2 separate regions of the Mus musculus genome follow, and region 2 is linked to region 1. A link is a loop called in an ENCODE intact Hi-C map of the cell type or tissue named here. Cell type or tissue: left cerebral cortex. All regions are shown on one strand. Each heading gives the region's core, and the rest is flanking DNA. Links, peaks and the distances in the headings are about the cores only.

Region 1 (10,403 bases), core at 1,253-9,252:
TCAGGATGAGCTGATGATATGATTTGCTCGGGGAGGGAGCCTTGTCACAGACAGACACCAGCCATGTGGGCCATTTCTCAGAGCCCCTGGATGGGTCTTTATGGCTGTGAGGCAAACATAGCTGACGTACTCCATCCGGCATTTTCTCAGTGAGGCAAAGGCCAGCTTGGCGGGCCGTGACATGTGACAATACCTGAAAACTGAGCCTGCTAGCCAGCCACGGGAGACTGGTTGCCGAAAGTGGCAGGTCCAAGCCTGCTAACCCAGTGTTCCACTGGAAAACCCTCTGCCATCCGACTGGGAGCAGATTTGAATTTCCCTGGGGAAGAACAACTTGTATTTAAACAATTTCTGTTTCTGGTAAGAAACAAGTACCTGTCATCTTTCAAAGTGACAAGGGAGGCAGGCATGGTGACGTACACCCATAATCCCAGCACTCAGGGTGGCTGAGGTGGGGTGATTTCGAGTATGAGGCTACCCTGGGCTTCATAGTGAGACCTTATTTCAAGATGGGGGGAAAGTCTGGGACAGTTAGGGAGATGGCTCACTGAGTAAGAATGCTTGCGCTGCACTCGAATGTATGTACAGCGTCTGTACAAAAGAAGCTGGGCCTCGCTGATGTACCCATGGGGGGGTGGGGGGGACAAAGAAAGGTTGACATCCAGATCTCACTGGCCAGCCAGGCTACCTGAGATGGGGAACTTCTGCTTCAATGAGAGAGCCTGTCTTAACATCCTGCTCTGGCCTCTGCATGCACATCAAGGAGTGTGTGTGAGCGGGCAGGGCTTTGTGTAGTGCTGTATAAACCAGCAGCTGGAGTGGGTCTGACGTTTCCGAGCGAGGTGTGTCTGGGGTCACGGATGCGTGTCTCTGAACCTCCGACTGAGGATAAGCTGAGGTTTCAGCTGGTCACCGGCAGCTCAGGGATGGTTTTTTTGGAGGCTGAGAAAAATACAACCAAGAATTAAAGTCATGTTTTCCGTTATTAACAACAACAAACAAAACCACCCACCGTTCATTTCCACATGTCTAGTTTCATCTGAATCTTTCCATATGAGCAGCTTATTCTGGGAAGGGCCACATCAGACTGCATTACAGAAACAGAAACGGTGCCTTTTTAGAGCTAACTCACGCTAAGCGCATAACATATGGGGTTTACATCCCAGGTAAATAGAGCCATAAGCTCTGCTCCTCTCTCTTGCTCTCTCTCTCTCTCTCTCTCTCTCTCTCTAGCTCGCTCTCGCTCTTTTTGCCTCCATCAGCCACCTGGAACATTTTACAAACCAGAGCCTGAGCCCAATGTAGGGACATTTCACTAGAATCAGTCTAACAGCTGGAGAACTTCAAGATGGCAGCCAGCCTGGAAGGGGCTGGAAAAACAGACAGACCAACCCACAAACAAAACTACAGAACACTACAGTCCCTTAACGCTAAATACAGTTCATTTCTTGTCTCAGGCTTAGGCTTTACACACCCAGGGATTCTGAGCCTTGGGCTTCTTTGAGAGCACCAGAGAGAGCAACTGTGCTACCAGTCAAAGTAGCACCAGAGAGAGCAACTGTGCTACCAGTCAAAGTAGCACCTATGCACCGTGGCTTGTGCCTGCCTGCCTGCCTGAAATCCCACTGTCTGGGGATAAAGAGTTCAAGGGCAGAGGCTCAGGGTTGTACAAGCATGAGGATCTGAGTGTGAACTCAGTGTGTGTGTGTGTGTGTGTGTTGGGGGGGGGGTAATTTGAGTTTTGCTGGCTGCTAGCTTAGCTCCAGGCTCAGTGAGGGACCCTGTCACAATGGAGCAAGGAAATAAGATGGAGAATCAAGAGACCCCAAAGCCCCCCCTCTGGTCTTTACATGCACAAACACAGTTGTGCACCCCTGTATACGTGTGTGCATGTAACACACACACTCACAGACACACAGACACACTGAAAGAAATTCAAAATCATTTTCAGCTTCATATGAAGTTCAAGACCAGCCTGGGCTAGCAAACATGAGAGCCTGGAAAGCCTGTCTCAAAAAGAAACACACACATACACACACACACAACAAATACACACCACACACACATATACACCACACACACAACACATAAGCACACATATACACAACACACACACATACACACATACACAATACATACACACCACACACACACATACACACATACACACCACACACACATACACACCACACACACCACACACACATACACACATACACACATACACACATACACACACACACACACACACACACACACAAAGTGGGGGAAAGGCTTTAGAGATGGTTCAGCATTTACTTGTTGCTCCTGTAAAGGATCCAGGTTCCGTTCCTAGCACCACATGCTGGTTCACAACCACTTATAACTTCAGTTCCAGAGGATCCAATGGCTTCCTCTGACCTCCTCAGGCACCGGGCATACATGCAGCATGCAGGCAAGACACTCATAAAATCAATTTAAAACGTTTCAGCCAATTAATGAAAACAACAACAAGGCTCAAGATCAGCTTGTGCTACAAGGAACCCTGTCTCACGCCCTCCCTCTCCCCTCCAGTCAAAACAGTGTGCTTGCAGTCCTGGCAGGCTCTGCAGCAGGCCACAGTAAGCAAAACTTTAAGGGAGTCATTTAAGCTTTCCCTCCTGGCAGCTTCCAAAGAGCACGGGGCTAGAGCCTAGTGTTCCTAGTTGGGCTATTGTGAGTAGTGAATGAGATAAAGTAGGTCAGAGTGCTTGCAGGCATTTTAAACATCACACACTGTGAGGCCTGTATCATGGGGAGGGAGGGGGCGTGCTCAGGAATTCCCTGTCCCTTTCCTTTCCTGGAACAGAAAGGGATACAGAAGAGCATTCAGGCCTACTCTATCTATAAGAAAGAATTAGAATCCATCTATTTAACACTGACGTTGAGATAGCAGAGTGTCACAAGCTAAATGCTACATGTGCCATTGTCCCCATTAGAAAATTAACTCAAGGTTTAACTACCAACTGATGTGACTGACTCTTAAATAAACACATCTAAATGGGTGTTGGCCCATCCTGACCTGTAAATAGTCACCTTGGCAAGCAAAGCCTTTATTTAAATTATATTCACCATCGCTCAAAAGAAAGACGTTTTTTTTCTTTCTAACGCCTCTTTGGAACTGCTGCTGGAGCCTCTGGTACATTCTTTTGAATATGTCTGAGGGTGACACATTTTTGTCCTTTGTGGATAATCCTGATTTTTGTCAACAGGCCAAAGTTACTTGGCACAGAGACGGGTAAATAAGCTAAGTAATACTGTTTTTCAAAAATTTAACATAAACCATGACTACAAGACAGAAGTCTTTCAGCTCCTGAAGGATTGTGAATCGATTTCGAGGGTGATAACAGACAGGGAAGGGCTCCTTCCTGCGTCTTGCCAATAAACTTTGACCTTCCAGAAAGAACGAAGCAACTGCTCAAAAGTCCTATCATTGTAACCCAGCTCGGGGGCAGGGCAGGCCCAAACCACTATTTTGCATATGGATTAACTGGCTGGTCAGGATAGCGACCTTTCCTAAGAATGAACATTTGGATCTGCTAGAAACAGCATCTAGCAGGCTCAATTCTAACCGATAGACTCTGCCTTCCCTTAGAAGTTGGGCTGTTTTATTTTTCCCCTCTATGAAAAACACGGTGACTGAAATATCGCCAGTGCCATGACAGTGTAAGGGAAGGCAGCCCCTTCTGCTGCAAATCACTTCCACCACCACAGTTTAAACACAGTGGCGCTGCCATTCGGGACAGGTTGCACACTGTAGCATTCTCATTCATTAGATGCTACATAGCGGCCCTTTCTTTCATTAATGTTACAGACTGCAATACTTCCAGAACTCCAGCGTCAGCTGATGTCAAGTATCATTTATGTAACAAAGCTCTTCCTTAATTCACCTTTTCTTCCTTCCATGCTGAGATCCACTTTACATATGGTTTGGCCATTTCCACATACGCAGCTCAGCACTTGGTACAGTCACAGTGGTCTGTCACCACCGCCACTATCTGTTTTCCAAATACTCAAAACAATTCATTAAGTACTCCCCATTCGCCCCTGCTTCTCAAGCCCTGGCAACTACTTCTTTCTGTTTCTGTGGGTTTACTTAGTCTGGACATTTCACAGAATCCAAACCATACCATGAGTGCCTCCCACACTGAGGGTGATATTTTCCAAGCTGATTCTTGTAACATGTATCAGTGTATGTGTGGCGTATGTGCGCACCTGTAGGGAGGGGCACATGTGTGGACTTGTGAGTGCACATTATCCGTTGAGACAGAATCTCTCACTTGGACCCAGAACTGGCTGCTTGAGGTAATCTAGCTAGTCAGCCAGCTCTGGGAATCCTGTCTCTGTCTTCCAAGCCACCCAGCCCACCTGGCATTTTTGTGGGCTCCGGGAGATCCGGGCTACAGCCCTCCTGCTTGAACAGCAGGCACATAAATCACGGAGCCACCTCCTCAGCCCCTTCTTTCGGCACTTTTACTCTTTTTTATGACTGCACGATCTGTTGCTTGGATGAATCACATTTTGTTTAGCCATTCATTTGCCAATGGGCATTTGGGTCGTCTTAAGTGGTATTCATTTATTTTGTTGTTGTTCTTAACAGCGCTGCCAGGACCATGGGTGTCCACGTTTTTGCCTGAGCAGCGTGCTGGGTTTTCTGAGGGTACACACCTCGGAGTGGACCTGCCTGGTCACGTGGTAGTTCTATGTTTAGCTTTTGAAGAACCACTAAACGGACTCACTTTTATGCTTATGATTTACAAAGTGTCTTGATCACCAGTTACACAAAGCAGCCAAACCCCAGCCCGGGCTTTAAACGTTTCTTTTCAGAAACCCTGATTAGGGCAGCCAGGCTCAACCCGAGCCAAATTTGTTCCAAGGCGAGGTTCCACTCAGGACTTTGAACAGCCTCCCTGCTGTGTTACATGTCCCGACAAGAACTGGCCAGGCAGGAATCCCTTCCTGCCTCCTAGGCATCCTTGCTTTTCCACTCTGTTGTGTACACCTCAGGAAAACGAAGATGCTTAATCTAACGTACGCATTTCCCTCCTCTGTTTCTGCTAATGAATTCGGACTAGAACATGGAGGTAATTCAGGGCCTTGGTGTCTACCTGTCCTGGGTAGAAGCTGGCCTTTTCACGGCCCTAGAACAGGGTATCCCTAACAGTGATCAAGGTATATACAGAGATCAACCATCTATGACAGACTTTGGTCACAAATCAGTCCTGACTTTAGCAATCCACAGATGCTGGATGCGAGCTCAGCCTACTTTGCACACAGCCTACTCTGTGGGCTCAGGTCCGCTCGCGGTCTCAGTGGATGTAACAGGAGACAATTCTACTACATGTATTGTTTACTGCAGCCAGTGTAGTGAGTGAGTCGTGAGCTACCCAGTCATTGGCCCAAATGGACAGTAACTGATGGACTGACTTATAGTGCTGGTTTTTAAAATTTTAAACTTGTGCATGTCACGGTGTTGACCTCTTTACCCCAACTCCCTAACACACAGGAAGTTCCCAAGTTGCACACGAGTCAGGTCCCAGGAGCAAAACCAGACAGGCATCAACTTTGAAACTGACAAGAATGAAGAAGTTGGCTTCTGAGGTCCTTGCTACAGTCATTCAGCTGTCACTAGTCACGTGTTCCCCAGGAGTCTCTTTTTCAGGTGTTCTGGCCTGATCTGCTGGTATGACAGAAAAAAAAAAGTTTCTTGTCTGTCATATCCTCTGTAATCCGGCAGGAAACCCAAAATGTGCCTGCTGCAGTCCTAGGCTGAGCGCTTATCTGCTTCCTTGGGAAGAACGTGCATCAGAGTGTCCGGTTTAGGGGGATTTTCAACATGACCTCACCCTCTCCACCATTCACTGACCTCAGAAGGCATTACCCAAGTCACAAGTGCAGCTCGGATGGGAATCTAATGAGTGAGCCAGCCGCCAGCGACCTTCCTGGCACATCTCACGAGAACATCAACTCCAACTTCCCCTCAAACCAGGGCAGGTTATCAATAGTGCCCTGAGCTGCTAGGGTGAGGTGTTGATCAATAACGACATCTGACATCTACTTATCCTTCCAGATTCGGGATGGTTAGGATGACAAGGGGGCGGGGAAGGGTCGCTGCTAATTAAACGCACGATCTTGAAGGAAAGCTCTTGCCTGCCGGTAATACCAGAAACGGACAGGGAGGCTGAAGCAAGACGATTGTCACAAATTTAAGCCAACTTGGGCCGCAGGGATCTTGTCTCAAGAGTTAAAACAAAACAAAACAAAACAAGGCAAACTGTAACGAAGGAAGGCTTGCACTGGTCGGGTGCGGGGATGTCCCAGCCAATGGTCTCAAAATAGGTCGCGTGAAGGTGACAGCAAGCGGCGGGCGAGTAACTATGGGAAAGGGCAGTGGGATCTGTAGTGAGAAAGATGCCCCAGCGGAAAGGGGTCAGGATGGGCTTTGCTTACTCGCCTCGGGGCTCCGGGAAGCGGTGGCACTAAAGGGAAACAGAAACTCTGGATCCGCAGGCGCGCGCGCCCAGCCTGGCCCACGTGACCCGGGCTCCGCCGCTCTCCGAGCGCGCTCCCGGCTGCACAGGAGCGCGTGACTCCCGCCGCTGCCGCTCCCTCCTCCGCTCGGCGTGCCTGCGTGCGCGTACCCGAAAGGCAGCGGGCACGCGCACGCCCAGAGGGCCGCCGCCCCTCCCCGGGCCCGCCCTCCCTCCCTCCCTCCCTCCCTCCCACCCTCCCCCGGCCGGCGCGGCCCGCCCTGGCGAGTCAGTCCTCGGGTTCCCTCCCTCCCCGGGCGCGCTCGGGCCGCCGCTGCGCTCCCCGCCCTCCAGCCGCCTTGCCGGAGCCGCCCGCTGCCGGAGGAGGAGGTGGAGGAGCCGCAGGGGCCCGCCGAGGCGGCGGCGGCGGCAAGATGGCGGACTTCCTGCCGTCGCGCTCCGTGCTGTCCGTGTGCTTCCCGGGCTGCGTGCTGACGAACGGCGAGGCCGAGCAGCAGCGCAAGTCCAAGGAGATCGACAAATGCCTGTCGCGGGAGAAGACCTACGTGAAGCGGCTGGTGAAGATCCTGCTGCTGGGCGCGGGCGAGAGCGGCAAGTCCACCTTCCTGAAGCAGATGCGGATCATCCACGGCCAGGACTTCGACCAGCGCGCGCGCGAGGAGTTCCGCCCCACCATCTACAGCAACGTGATCAAAGGTGCGGGGCGCGGCGGGGCTCGGGGACCCCTGGGGAGCCGGGCCGGGCACCGCCCTCATCCGCCGGGTCCCCAGTCGGAGGAGACCGAACGGGATCAGATCGGACGGGCGAGCGGGTGGGCGCGCCTTGGGCACCGTTCTGTGCGCCCTGTTGCCCTGGTCCCTTCGATCCGGGACGCCCCGCTGTCCCCCCCGTGCTACCCCGGTGAGGGTCACGGTCGGCCCAGCACTCCGCGGCTGGCCTCGCCCCCTCCAAGAGGGAAGTGCGGCGAGTAGGGTGACTCGGGGCAGCGGGGCAACTTGTGTCCTCCCTGCACTCCGGGCAAGACCACCCATCAGTAGCCCCAGGTCCTACACTCCCTATCCCTTCCTATCCTTCTTTCCTTTCTGCCCGTCCCTGGTGGGTGACCCTAGTAACCGGGTATGTTACCCTTCCAGCTTTGGGCTTCCTAGGCCACCTCTTGACTTAAGCAAGTTCTGGAACGGTTGTAATGAGGAAACTTTTTTTTTTTTTTTTTTTTTTTTTTTACCCTGAGACTCTTGTCAAGGGCATAGAGTGACAGCCTCTAGAGCCTTTTGGGGCAAGAGTATGAAACTCACGTTTACTGAACTGGCATCAGGAAAGTCTATTAAAAAAAATTAGCGCGAGTGGTTTTATCGGCTCATTGCTACAGGATGTTTGTAATCACAGTTCAACATGTTGCACACTTTTTTTTTTCTTAATAACTCGAGACAGGAGAAAAAAACAGTATCATTTCATATCATTTCTAATGCTTTCATGAATTTATGTTTAAATACATGTGCTGGACTGCATGGTGGGCTTCACAAATCCTGTTGAACAGTATTTTAAATACTGTTCCTTAAGTGAAAACCACCCAATATTTTTATTCCTTAGTGTTCAAATAAGTTGCAGAGGTGGCTTTTATTTTTATCATTTAAAAGAATCATCTTGTTTTTTTTAATTTTTTTTTCTTTAGTGTCAGGTATTTTCTACCTAAGAGAAGTTGGCAGAGTTGAGGCACAGCAGCACATCAGAAAACAGATTTCTGAGTGGTTAAGGAGTCACCCTATTAAATCTAGGGCTTGGAAGCAAACTTTAATTTTGTAGGTCTTTTCAAGGAGTTGTGTGACTTTTTTTTAAGCATATTTTTTGTTGTTCAAGAAGAACATAAGCAAACTCCCTCATGGGTCCGTTCCCCCCACCCCCTTCAGTGTTTCAAGTAGGGAAAGACTAGAGAAGATGCTTTGCCAGGCAGAGAGGGGAGAGGGCGAGGCCAGGAGCTCACAGTCCATGTCTTGCCCTTACCCTTGTACCTTTGCAGTAAAGCTGAAAAGGATGGCTGTGTTCAGTCTGCCTTAATGCTCAGCACAGAACTAATTAAAGTCTCCTGGAAGACTGTAAACTGTACCTTGCCAGCCCTTAATTGAAGGTACCTTTGTATCCTGATACAGATGAACTTAAAGAATGAACAGACTCAAGTAGTCACTTGTGAGCGAGGCAAATCACCTGCTTTTCTACACACACTGGGCCTAAGAGTCCCTTTGAACATGATTGTGTGATCAGGTTGAAGTCTAGGGAGGCATCTTATTTTCTTTTGTTGGCATGGTCAGAAAAGTGAAAGCATAACAATTTTTTCTTGTATCCAAAGAAATGACTTCCCGATGATGACAGAAGTAACAGTTTTAGAGACAGGAGTTTGAGCTGACCTGTGTAAGTGGAAGCCTCATGGGCGGTCTTGGGTCTTTGTGCAGTTGGTTTTCCTTTTAGGTGACTAAAGCCAGTGTGTGACTGCACTGATTAAAAGAGAAACTTGGTCTGAGGAAGCCTTGAGGTTAAGTGCGTCCTAGAAGACAGTGTTGGTAGGAACCTGGAGGACCCGGACTGCACACAGCACAGTCAGCTGTCCTTAGCTCGGGCCGGGCCGTCTTTAGCCTGGCACCAGCCTAGGCAGCACTATTTATTTTTTCTGTCTCCGGTTTTGACTGCCGTCTACACCAGAAAGGATTTTTATGAATCGTAGCATATTAGAATCCTCCCCAAAGTGGTTTTTGTTATTAATATTAACTTTTCAAGGCTTCTGGTTTTGAGACAGTGAACACTTGTTTCTCAAACCTCTGAGAAGATAAAGGTTTTGTTTTGATTCTGGTCTCCCATTTTGGAAGTGGGGCTTCTGTAATAGCTAAAAATTAAGGAACCAATACTGAGTAACCCTGGGGCCAAAGCCTCTGATGGTATCTTCATGACTCTTCCTCACACGGTTTTTCTCTTTTTAAACAAAGGTATGAGGGTGCTGGTAGATGCCCGAGAGAAGCTTCATATTCCCTGGGGAGATAACAAAAACCAGCTCCATGGAGACAAGTTGATGGCATTTGATACCCGCGCCCCCATGGCTGCCCAGGGGATGGTGGAGACTCGAGTGTTCCTGCAGTATCTTCCTGCTATCAGAGCCTTATGGGAGGACAGTGGTATACAGAATGCCTACGATCGGCGCCGGGAATTCCAGCTGGTAAGACATCCGCTTCTCCAAAATGTGTTTTTGTGTATATATTTTTATGATTTGCGTTTTTACTTCTGTGTGCGTGTGGGTACGTGCACATGCCAGCACATGTGCAGACATCAGAGGACACTTGTGGGAGTGGGTTCCCCACTAGCATATCGGTTCTGGGTGTTAAACTCAGGTCCTCAGGCTTGGTGGCAAGTGTTTACCTGCTGAGCCACCCTAGCCCTGAAGTGTGCTTTTATTTAATGACATTTAGCAATGTCTGTTTTAGCGCACTCTTACAGACTCCCACAGTGTAACCAATTCAAAACTGTAGCCTTGGATACTTGGTTTGCTGTGTGTGCCTTTTACTAAGCAAGGTTAAAAAATAAGGTCAACTCTATAGATGTAATAGAACTGACTTACTGGTTAGAAAGCAAGGTCGTAATGACTTTCCCTAGTCATTCTGATTTTGTTCTCTTTAAAAAATTGTTTTTCTTACAATAGCAGCCATGTTCTTCCTCAGTGATGTCCTTTGTCTCTTTAGAATGGAAGTCCGGTGCAGGAGTGTGGTTGTTCATATGTATCTGTTAGCTAGCCTTTGAGTCACTTATTCAGTGGCACTGATGAGTTTGCTATAGAGAGACTAGGATATTTTTTTTTCTTGCTCTGTAGACCAGGTAGCCTTAAACTGATAGCAACCCTCCTTTCTCTGCCTC
Region 2 (10,403 bases), core at 1,478-9,477, 110 kb after region 1:
CATCACCAGAAGGTGTGTCTAGACAACCTCCAAGTTCTGCTTGCAGCTGCTCACACTATTGAAAAAGCCCGATAGTGCTAGGAGCAACCTATTGCCTTCAAATGAAATTAAAACTACAGGAGGTTTAGGCTGCAAGAGAGTCCAAAGTCAGCTTGTTCTCCTCATGGGCAAAACAGGGGACCGTGTCCAGGGAGGGAAAGGGTTTTGGCCCAAACAGTCCAGAATCAGACTGTCGGAGCCAACTAAAGGCCGAAGAGGGAAGTAGTGCTTTCTATGTTTATTATGGGGAAGTCTATTTTTTTTTTTCAAAGCACGTTTGCTTTTTTGGTGACAGTCTCACACAGCTACTATGGAGTAGAGGATGACTTTAAACTTCTGACCCTACTGCTTCTCTAAGCTCTCCCAAGTGCTGAGATTGTAGGCACTGGTCACCACACATGGCTTGCATGATACTAAGGACCCAGGGCTCCGTGCATGTGAGGCAGGTACTCTAGCAACATCCCCAGCCTGGCAAAGCACTCTGCAAAAAACTTTTTAAAAAAGTTTACATTAACTTATTTATTTACATTTCTGTCTCAGGGCAAGTGGAATGCATTCATGCCACAATGCTCACGTGTCTGTTAGAGACCAACCTGTGGGACTTGGTTCCCTCCTTTCATCAGGTGGGTTTTACCTGCCCAGTTGCCTCCCATCCCCGAACTACTCTTGACCTTGGACAGAGGGACTGTTCAGCCACACAACTCTGTGACTTGAGGTAGTCACTTCCCATCTCTGAGCTGGCACTCCTCTTTAGAAGGGACTGGGGAATCTTTGTTGTTCTTTATTGAGACGCCATCTTTCTATGGAGACCTGGCCATCCTGGAACTTGATGTAAACGTAGACCAGGCTGGCCTTGAACTTGTAGCCATCTGCCTGGCCTGCCTCAACCTCCCAGGTGCTGGGATTAAAGGCACTTAGCTAGCGGAGACTGGAGAATCTCGAAGGCATCCTCCAGCTTTAACAGATGATAGTTTTGACTTTAGCATTTAACTCTATTCATCAGCTGATATGACTGCAGGCTGAACCTAGTGGGTGGCCCAAGGAAACCGGGCTAAGAGGCAAAGTGCTAGCTCTGGAAGGGTCTTGAGGGGGTGGGTGTGACGCAGCTGGACGTTAGATTTGGGCAGAAGACACTGAACTGCTCCTATTTATTTCCTGAGCCCCTTTTGGGCGATAGTTTGCTCACTTATGCTTTATGTCTGCGCCTCTCTGTTCTGGCTACAACCAAATACAGCTTTCACTACATTCATGATACATACAAATCTGCAGCAACCCTCTTGTCTGGGATTAAAGGCACTAGCCAGCCACGCCCAACCAACAGAGGATGAAGGGAAACAAACCTTTCTACCTTCTTATTGGGATCATCATAAAGGGAAGATGGCCTCGCCAAGCCAACTCTAACATTTATTCCAGTTACAAGCCTGGAACATCCTTCATCCTACCATGGGTGGCTTTGAGATAAGACCACAGTATGGCACAATAACAGAGTACAAGCCTTCCTGGAAGATAATATTGGCATGTTATAGCTAAGATCGCGCGTAAGAGCTTGGGCATGGTAGCGTGCTACCCAACATGCCTGTAGGCATAAGGATCAGAAATTCATTCAAGGCCACCCATGGCTATAAGCAAGTTTGAGCCAGTTTGGGCTGCATGAGACCCTATTTCAACCCTCCTCCCTGAGTGGAAAAGACTGTATGAGGCGGGCTACCTACAGGGCAATCAGATACTCTTCCCAGACTCAGTGCCTGCATAGCATTTTGTGTATCACAGACGCTTGCTCAAAGTTTACTGAACAATCCGGGCATTGTGGTCAACTCAGAGGACCGAGGCAGGAGGATTGCTAGGTTTTGGTTACACATCTAGACTTTGTCTAAGAGAGAGAGAGAGAGAGAGAGAGAGAGAGAGAGAGAGAGAGAGAGAGAGAGAGAGAGAGAGAGAGAGAAAGAGAGAGAGAGAAAGCAAGCAAAGCTAAAGTCCAGCCTGGACTACAGTCCTGTCTACCTTCTCCTCCACCTCAAAAAACAAAACACCAAAAACAAAATACAAAAACAATCAAAGGAAATAAACACTAACAAGCAACAGAAACAAAACTAGTCCTCTTCAAAGTTTACTAAACAAAATAAGAGACTTGGGGGTGCCCCCAAAACAACACACAGCTCATGCCTTTTAAAACGAGGAAGTGTCTGGCTGCAGAATAAGCAGTTTGCTTAGCTCTTCCTCCTGCCATTTAACCAACAGGCCACTGGGCTCTACGAACCGTCACACTGTGCACACTGTGCACAAAGCAACCGAGGCCCAACCTTTCAACTTGACGACTCAAAGGCCTCCACAAATTACAGACTGCGAAAACTACCAGTCCGTTTGGTTTTGTATCTGATGGGAAACACCTTGTGGGGCTTTAAATGGCAGAGCTGGTTAAACAACCTGATTGGTCTCCGGCCACGGCTTCTCTTCTTGATGTTCAGTGTTCCCAACACGTAGATTCTGAATCTAACTAGGTTCTGAGTCCAAAGCTTGTCCCCTAAGAAGAGGCAATCCCAAGGGATGGCCTTTGACCCCGACTGACTCTGAGTTACCACCTACAGATTAGCCCAGTGTGGGTTTATCTTCTGGAAACCCTTTGGGCAGTGGTTCCGGACTAGCAGAAATCTCCTGATGGCTAAATTGCATCTGTGAAGGCGATTTCTAGGTTTTTCCCCATTAGATAGTTCTGTTATTCTGAGTAAGCGCCTGCTGGCTTTTCACCCAAGACCCCCCAATGTCCTTCTGATGGAAAAAAAAAAGGCTGGACAGTTTAGTGTATTTCCTAGTAGCTTTTGGTTACCCTTATGTCTCTGTCAAAAAAGAAAAAGGAGAGAATATAAAACAAAACAAACTGGAGTGAAGTTCTTTGCTTATAGACCTATAGACAGCTACACTCAGGAAGCCAAGACAGGAAGTGGGCTATGTGTTGAAGCAGGCTTCTTTACGCAGTAAGTCTCAAGCCAGTTTGGGCTACAGGATAATAAGCCTGTTTCCCTGAGAGGGTGAAGGAAGCAGGCCTTAAATGGGTGTCCTACAGGACTTGGAGATTTATAATTACCTGGGACATTCACTGTGATTTAATTTGTTGTAAGGATTTGGCAAAAAGACATAAAGATACTGGATTATCATACAGTCTCTGGGGTTAGTCTAGGGTCAGTTCTGGGCGAAGTTCAAAAGACAAGCTTAGAAGGCAATGAGCTGGCGGCTGCTGGTGTCAGCAGAACAGAGGCACTTCGAAGCTCCTTCAAGATGTAGACCGGAGTATACAGCTTCTGACAAGTTGTCTCTAGCCTCAGTTGTCTGGACCAGTCTGCATGTGTGTGTGGGAAGTTCGTTTGAATTCTCTCTATAAAAAACAAAACTTCCCCAACTCTAACCTGCTAAACGGCCTCAGCCACGTTTGAATGAATCACTGGCTACAAGCTATTCACCCGGTTTGCAAGACCATCGAGTTGAAACCCAAGCCCCTAATTTAAGTGTCTTCCTCTGGAGTTCCACTGAGGAAAAGTCCTGTTTCTGGAAACCGCAGAAGGAAAACTCAGGGCCAGTGGTACTCATTAAGACCAGTTTTCCACTTGACTGCATTGTTTATTTACATACTGTCAGTTTCTATCTTTGACGGTGCCGGGTGCCGCTGGTCCCTTAATTACCAGGAAAGGTGTTTCACCACTGTATTCTCCCCAACCCCCGAGCCACCTAACAGTGCTTGGCACACGGGAAGACCTTAGTATAGGAACTGGCACTTTCTTGTAGCTAGACACTCATCAGAATGGTTTGTAAAAAAAACAAAACAAAACAAACAAACAAACAAACAAACAAAAAAAACCAGTCAGATCACCAGAGGCTGAAATCTCAATCCTAAGGTAGAAATCCCCTTCCCGTCAAAAGCAGCCAGCACAGTGCCTAGCTGTACAAACCACCAGCTTCCAGGTTAAGGAGTTGTAATGGGTTCCTCAATTCCTACGATCTTCCCCCCTACCCTGTTGTTCGATGACATTTTTACACGCCATCTAACAAACTTCTATCACTTGTCTGCTGCGGTGCAGGGATTGAGAACAACCCAGAAGGAAATTAACCTATTTCCTCTTTAAAATCATTCTCCCCCCACGCCTGGAGCCGTTCAGCTGCACGACACTTTGCTGCCGCTGGTAGCCCGGCGGACCTTGGAAGTTGTGCGGGACCGACCAGCAGGCAGCAAGCGGGTGACAGTGCAGCCCGGCAAGGTGTGGGACCCACGCTCCGAAGGGAAATCTGTCTCTCTCCGGGACCGCCCTGGGGAGGGGGGTAACAGGGATGGAGACCCGAAGTTCCACTTTTCCCTCGTGCTGCCTCAGTGGCCGCCTTGGGTGCGCGCGCGAGCCCGGGGAAGGAAGGTACCTCTCTGACATTTCGCTCTGCTGACGCGCCGGCAACTTCATGAGGAAAATCCAGAGAGGGTCTGAGACGGTCGCCGGACTCGCCTCACAGCCTGGCTCCTTTCACCCCGGGTTGGGGACGATCAAAGGCCAGGGCACCCTTTAAGGTATTTCCTGGAACCCATCTATACTTAGGGTCATGGACATTCAACTCTCAGTTGCCCACAACTGCCCGAGCGCGTCATCCCAGTGGCTCCGAACACTCCCAACTGTCAGAATATTTTTCGGATTAACCTCTTTAAAATGTTAAAAGCTTTCCTCCTCCCCGCCCTTAAAAAAAAAAAAAAGGCCCCAACACATATTAAAAAACAAACAAACAAACACCCATACCCCACAATCAAACTTTTAAGCGTGTAAAATAATAAAACCAACTCACCAAGTTAGAAGGGAAGAGAATAAACCCCAAAAGGCACCCAATAAGGCGGAGGCTGGGCCTCCGGAGCCTTCTTATAAACCGCTCCGTAACATGAGAAAAAGGTTTAACCCCTTAGGGCGTGGGCCAGAGTCTCTATCAAGTTGGCTCCGGGCGGGGAGCCTGGAGTACCCTGGCCCCCAACCCACGCCAGCCTCGGCCACCCGAGCCACACCCTCCCCCCGCCCCCCAACCCTGTCGCCTCCTCCCGGGCCGTGCGTGCCGCCGCCCGCGCCCCGGCCCCGCTTCTCTCTGCCTATCTCTTATCCTATACCGGCTGCAGCCGGTCTCCGCCGGCCTCGGGGGCGCGCCGCCGACCATGTGCTGGGAGCGCCGAGCGCCTGCAAGGAGGGGGCCGGCCTGGTGCGCGCGCGCGGGCCCACGTGGATCGGGGCCGCGCAAGGCACGCGCCCCGCCTGCCGGCTGCCGGGGCTGGGGGTCACGGAAGGTAACCGCGCTGTCATCGCGGGTCGCCCATCCCCGCCGACGCCTCTGGGGTCCTTGGCCCGACGCCCTCATCCCCTCATCCGCGCGTGCCCGTGTGATCCCGGCCCGATCGGACCCCGGCACTTAGCTGCAGTGCGAGCGGGAGCGCGATCGAGCCCGGGGCGACCGAGTGCGCCCCTGCACCCCCTCTCCGAGCGCAGCTCCCGGGTCCGCCCGCGCCCTGAGGATTTGGGGAGCCAGTGAGGAGGCTGGGGAGGGGGGGTTGGGAGGGCAGGGGAGGCGCGCGTTTGGGCTGGTCCCGCGCGTCCCTGGTCCCGGACTGAACAGGTTCCTTCCAGTTTGGGTGTGAGCGGAGCACGCGCGGGATCCCGAGTTCCTCCTCTAGAGACCACTTCCCCCCCAAATTTCGTCAACTCGCGCGCCCCGCCAGTTCCCCTTCCGGGCATGCGGGGGGAAGTGCCGCAATGGGCCCTAAGGAGCCCGCGGCTGGGTTGCTGCCGGTGCACTGTCGTGTTCCCCCGCCTCCCCTCCCCGTGCTGCCTTGTTTGCAGCCGCAGCAGCCACCAGCCGCCAGCATCCGCGCTGCGCGAAAGAGATGGGAGAAGCCTGGCTGAGTCAGCATCTCCGCTTCTCCGTGCGCGCGCACCCGCCTAGGCGGGAGGCGGCGTGAGCACAGGTGCACGGCAGCCTTAACCCCCCCCCCCCCCAGGAGGCTTCTGGGGGGATCGAGACCCCCAAACCTCCAAGCCCCCTGATCCCAAAGGTCACTATGAACTAAATGGATGCTTCCGGAGAAGCCCGAGTTATTCCTGAGGACAGCGCGTGTCTGAGGATTAGGGACTGTTCAGAGCCAGAGGGGGCGCAAAGTTGGTTTCCTGGACTCCATCTCACACCTCTGGAGAAAAACTGGGTACTGCCTCACAGCAAAAGCCCTGTTCCTCTGCATTCCCCCCCCTTCCCCCCTCAGACTTAGGCAACCCACGTCGGTTGATTGTGGCTCAGAGATTGTCTTTCTGATGTTAGAAACTGCAGAGAACCTACTTTGGGAGTGTGCCTGAAGGGTCGCCACCCACCGGGAGGAGCACCGGTTCAAAATTTTAATAAAAACCTTTCCTTGCTCTGTCATTTCCCCCAGGATTTGGGAATGCAGTCACCCAGTGCTGTCAATAGGCTCTGGTGTGGCTAAGTGAGGAGGCAGGTGTATTGGTGCAGAGTGTGTTACTCTGGTCACTGTAGTCCAGCCAGGCTACCACTGAATAATAACTGGCAAATTTGTGGGAATAATTAAACCTTTACCCCATCCCAGACAGGTGTAGTCCACGCTGGCTTCAAACTTATATTTGACCCCCCCCCCCCCAAATCCTGGTTTGTTTGTTTTTAAAAAACACGATCTCACTAGCCAAGCCAAGACTAACCTAAAACTGAAGATCCTCCTGTCTCGGCCTCCAAAGTGATGGGATCGCAGGGTTCTTTTTTCTTTTTCTTTTGGTTTTTTCAAGACAGCTTTGAAACCAGGCTGGCCTCTGCCTCCCGAGTGCTGGGATTAAAGGCGTGCACCACCACCGCCTGTCGCAGGCTTCTTTTTCTTAACCAAGGTCTGTCTGTAACTGGTCTGCACCGCCTAGCTTCAACCCGTCCACCAGCCTCATCCTGCACTGTAGCTGTGACTACAGGCACAATACGCTCTGCCTGGCTGGAAATGGCACGATTTTAAGACACGTTTTAAAGATGGAGCTCAGCTGATCTTGGGCTTGCAATCTTTCTGACTGTGCCTCCCAAGCACTGAAAACGCTGGCATGTGCCGTGATGCCTACCTCTTGAGTTTTCTCAACCTCTGAGTTTAAAACTTAGATAGTGCCCAAAGTCCTAGACATCAATGAATGAATGACTGGATAAAACCAGGCTGTGGAGGGCAGTAACAGCAGCCAGGTAGAATTAATTATTAATAATGTATTACTTCACGGGGACAGTGGTGGTGCACGCCTTTGATCCCAGCACTTGGAGGCAGAGGCAGGCGGATTTCTGAGTTCAAGGACAGCCTGGTCTACAAAGTGAGTTCCAGGACAGCAAGGGCTACACAGAGAAAGACTGTCTTGAAAAAAAAAAAAGTGTATTATTGCTATTTTATTATAACTCATTGTTTTACATCTGTGTTGGTTCCGATACTGAATTAAGTAGCACCCATGTGATTTGATGTGTTGGTTTTGTTTTGTTTTTCCAGATAGGGTTTCTCTGTGTTCCAGGATAGCCACCAGGCAGCTCTCAAATTCAGACCTGCCAAAGGCATGGACCACTATGCCTGACTTATTTGGGTTTTTGAGATAAAATCTGATGAGGATGACCTTAAATTCCCGATCCTCGGAATTCACCTAAGTGCTGGAATTATAGGTCCGCTCCATCAGGTTTGGCTTGTCCTGGTGTGGTACAATGATTCCCCTTGTAGAGATGAGGCAGATTGACTTGGACCCCTGGTGTCTGGATAAGGAGAGGTGGCTGGAATCCAGCCTTGCTGGCCACAGGCTGATGACTTTTGCTGGTCAGAGCCGGGCCTCACCTTTTTCCCTTGAAGCCTAGTGATCCAGGGAAAAGATGAAAGCCCCTGTTTTTCTCCCTTCCTCAGTACTGCATTACCATGCTAATCAAAGCCCCCAGACAGAACTAACTTTGTTTAGTCCTAAATAAGAACAAAGAGACCTTTGCAGTCTGGAGTACAGGACCAGAAAAATCAGGAAATTAAGCTAAGGGCCGGGCTGTACGGTTGTCCTCTTCTGTAGGTCAGTGGGAATCTCTGTGTGGCGCAGGCAGAGTCCCCTCTTCCTCTGCAGCAGACAAGGCACTAAGTTTGTTGTGAGAGTCCCTCAGCATCTTCTTGGGGGTGTGGGGAAACAGCTTCTTCAGAGCTGCCCCAGGCGCTCTCTCTCTCTCTCTCTCTCTCTCTCTCTCTCTCTCTGTCTTTCTTTTCTAGCCCTTAGGGTCATTTGCATGAGAATAGATTCCTTTGTGCAAAGTTGGCCTGCCTGTTCCCTGTCCACACTTATAGTCTTTGGGTTGGGTTGCTAGGCAGATATGACCCTGGCTTGCAAATAAGCTCGTGGCTTTTACCAGCCTGTGAGAACTTCATCTTGGGAAGCAGTCTGAAAGAAGGCTCCCCTGGAGCTCAGAAGGAGGGTCCTGCAAGCCTGCTTTGGGCTGCTGGGTCTTCAGGATAGCCTCAGAAGAAGAGAGTATCTGAGAGGCTATTAGGGAAGGCCTCAGCCCCTCAGGGTTCCACCTCCCCTTTTTCCATTGCACCTACTAGACACCTACCTAAGGGTTTCTGTTCTGCTCGAGTGGCCTAGATCCTATTATAGTTAGTTCTTGCTTTTAAAACGCTAATATCCGTTTCTCTAGTTGACAGAGAAGCTCACGTCTGTTAACTGAAGTATCCAGGCAGAGGGGCTGTGCGTTTATCTTGTGGTCTTGACTCCCACTTGATAGTCAGTCGGTAGAAAGGAGAGAGGAGAAACTGCTCTGAGGGACTTAGGTATTTGGAGAGGAACAGCTAGTGATGGTGTCACAGAACTTGGGGGTCACAGTCTGTACCCCACAAAAGCCAAGAACAGCCACCTGCCCTTAAGGCAATTAAAACAGCTGAATAAAGAGAAACAGGAGAAAGGGTGATTTATTCAATAGAGTCACATTGGAAATTGGAATAAAGAGTTCTAGTGAGCCCCTATCCTGACTTAGGTCCATCTGCAGGGCCCTGAAGTGAGAATAACGGTCCAGAGACGTGTAAGGAACTCCTGTTAAGGTGTGATCCTGCCCACCATTGCTCAGCATTGTCTGAACTTCAGCCCCACACTGTAAGGTGGTCTGACAAGTTGTTACATCTGGGAGTCAAGCTCTGACTCCCCCTTCTGGGTGATGCCTTTTCCTTTACCCAACATGAGGTTCTGGGGGGAGAGGCATCTCCTAGTTTGCAGGGATGGGGGTGGTAGGGGTGGGGGTATCCATTGTTTCAAAAGTCCCCGATAGTCAGATGGAGAGACACAAGCGTCTTTTCCGAGTGTCTCCTTTTCTGCTCGGTTAGTTGTAACGGACAAGGACAGGACAGTATTCCCCACGGTGTCCCAGGCTCAAGGAGTGAAAGTTTATAAGGGCTTGCTGCTGTGCTGGTTTCCCAGGGAGCTTCCTTCCAGAAAGTGTCACACTCTGGGGCTCCTGGGGAGTTGAGTAGAGTGGAGCTCTGTGGTATGGAGAACCAGCAGGGAGGATCGTGGGAAGTTTGGTGTGTGTGTGTGTGTGTGTGTGTGTGCCAAAGGAGAGCTGCACGGAATGACAGGAAGGCAGGAATGGGTGAGAGCATGCTGTATTTGGGGACAGTGAGGTCACTCAGAGCAGTGGGGGTGTTCATTCCCTCACACCCGGTTATCATCCAGTGGCCTATTGATCATTTGCCCATGGCTGTGTCTCATTAACTCTGGAGCAACTTGGATTTCAACACCACTGCTTTTCTCTCCCAGCCTCCTCGGTCTTCCTCGCTTATGGCTCCTGTAATGTGTCATCCCCTCATCGCTTAAAATAAAGGAAAACACCCAGCCACACGAAAGGGAACATAGCCTTGGGCCTGTTGCAAACATCCTAAAACACGAACCCAAATCGTCGGAGCAAAGTGTTAATCACGTTGCATCTAGGAATGAACCCCATGTGGCATTCAGCTTTATAATGTGGCTCTGGGTCATGAAAACTAATCTGAGATGTCGGAAAGCTGCGTATTAGAAACACTGACCTTTGCTCCAGTGACGTCTAGCTGCCCCACCCCCCACCCCCCAGACAGTTGGTGAGGTGATTCAACCTGCCGTGCTCAAGAGAGTCCCTGGCTTCCTCTGTCTTGTCTAAACAGACACTCGTGGGTCCCCAGGAAAACAGTCTTACTCTATTTTGTTTTTGTTTTTTCTTTAACTCTTTAGGAGCAAGACAGCTGCTTGCTTCCTCGTGGCTAAGAAGTATAGTTATCCTATGATTCTAGGACCGTCCTATGGAGAAGAGGCCAGGAGAGGCTCTGCGTGGTTAGAACTCTGCTGTGA

Evidence for each region. Peaks named below come from ENCODE experiments on the same cell type or tissue, not always from the same donor. Only the 100,000 strongest peaks of a DNase experiment are listed, where the experiment ranks them.
Region 2: a loop joins it to region 1, with 6 times the contacts of the local background. A loop is called at or near these places in 2 of 42 quality-filtered maps.

The regions. Positions count from the first base shown.
Region 1 is chr11:109,356,052-109,366,454 of GRCm38, forward strand. It overlaps Gna13 (guanine nucleotide binding protein, alpha 13), which reads left to right and starts at 6,743. Exons shown (of 4, transcript NM_010303.3): 1 at 6,743-7,205; 2 at 9,485-9,711. The coding sequence starts at 6,923. Gm11696 (predicted gene 11696) reads right to left here and starts at 7,603. Exons shown (of 2, transcript NR_038097.1): 1 at 7,055-7,603; 2 at 1-942. In left cerebral cortex, for the core only: a CTCF peak has its summit at 5,754; DNase peaks (open chromatin) are centred at 2,703, 3,425, 4,633, 5,934 and 4 more places; H3K4me3 peaks cover 3,649 bases; H3K27ac peaks cover 6,278 bases.
Region 2 is chr11:109,468,084-109,478,486 of GRCm38, forward strand. Slc16a6 (solute carrier family 16 (monocarboxylic acid transporters), member 6) reads right to left here and starts at 5,515. Exons shown (of 6, transcript NM_001029842.2): 1 at 5,165-5,515. The coding sequence starts at 5,409. It overlaps Arsg (arylsulfatase G), which reads left to right and starts at 5,291. Exons shown (of 14, transcript NM_028710.3): 1 at 5,291-5,338. In left cerebral cortex, for the core only: a CTCF peak has its summit at 6,164; DNase peaks (open chromatin) are centred at 2,283, 3,366, 4,260, 4,432 and 3 more places; H3K4me3 peaks cover 3,242 bases; H3K27ac peaks cover 2,213 bases.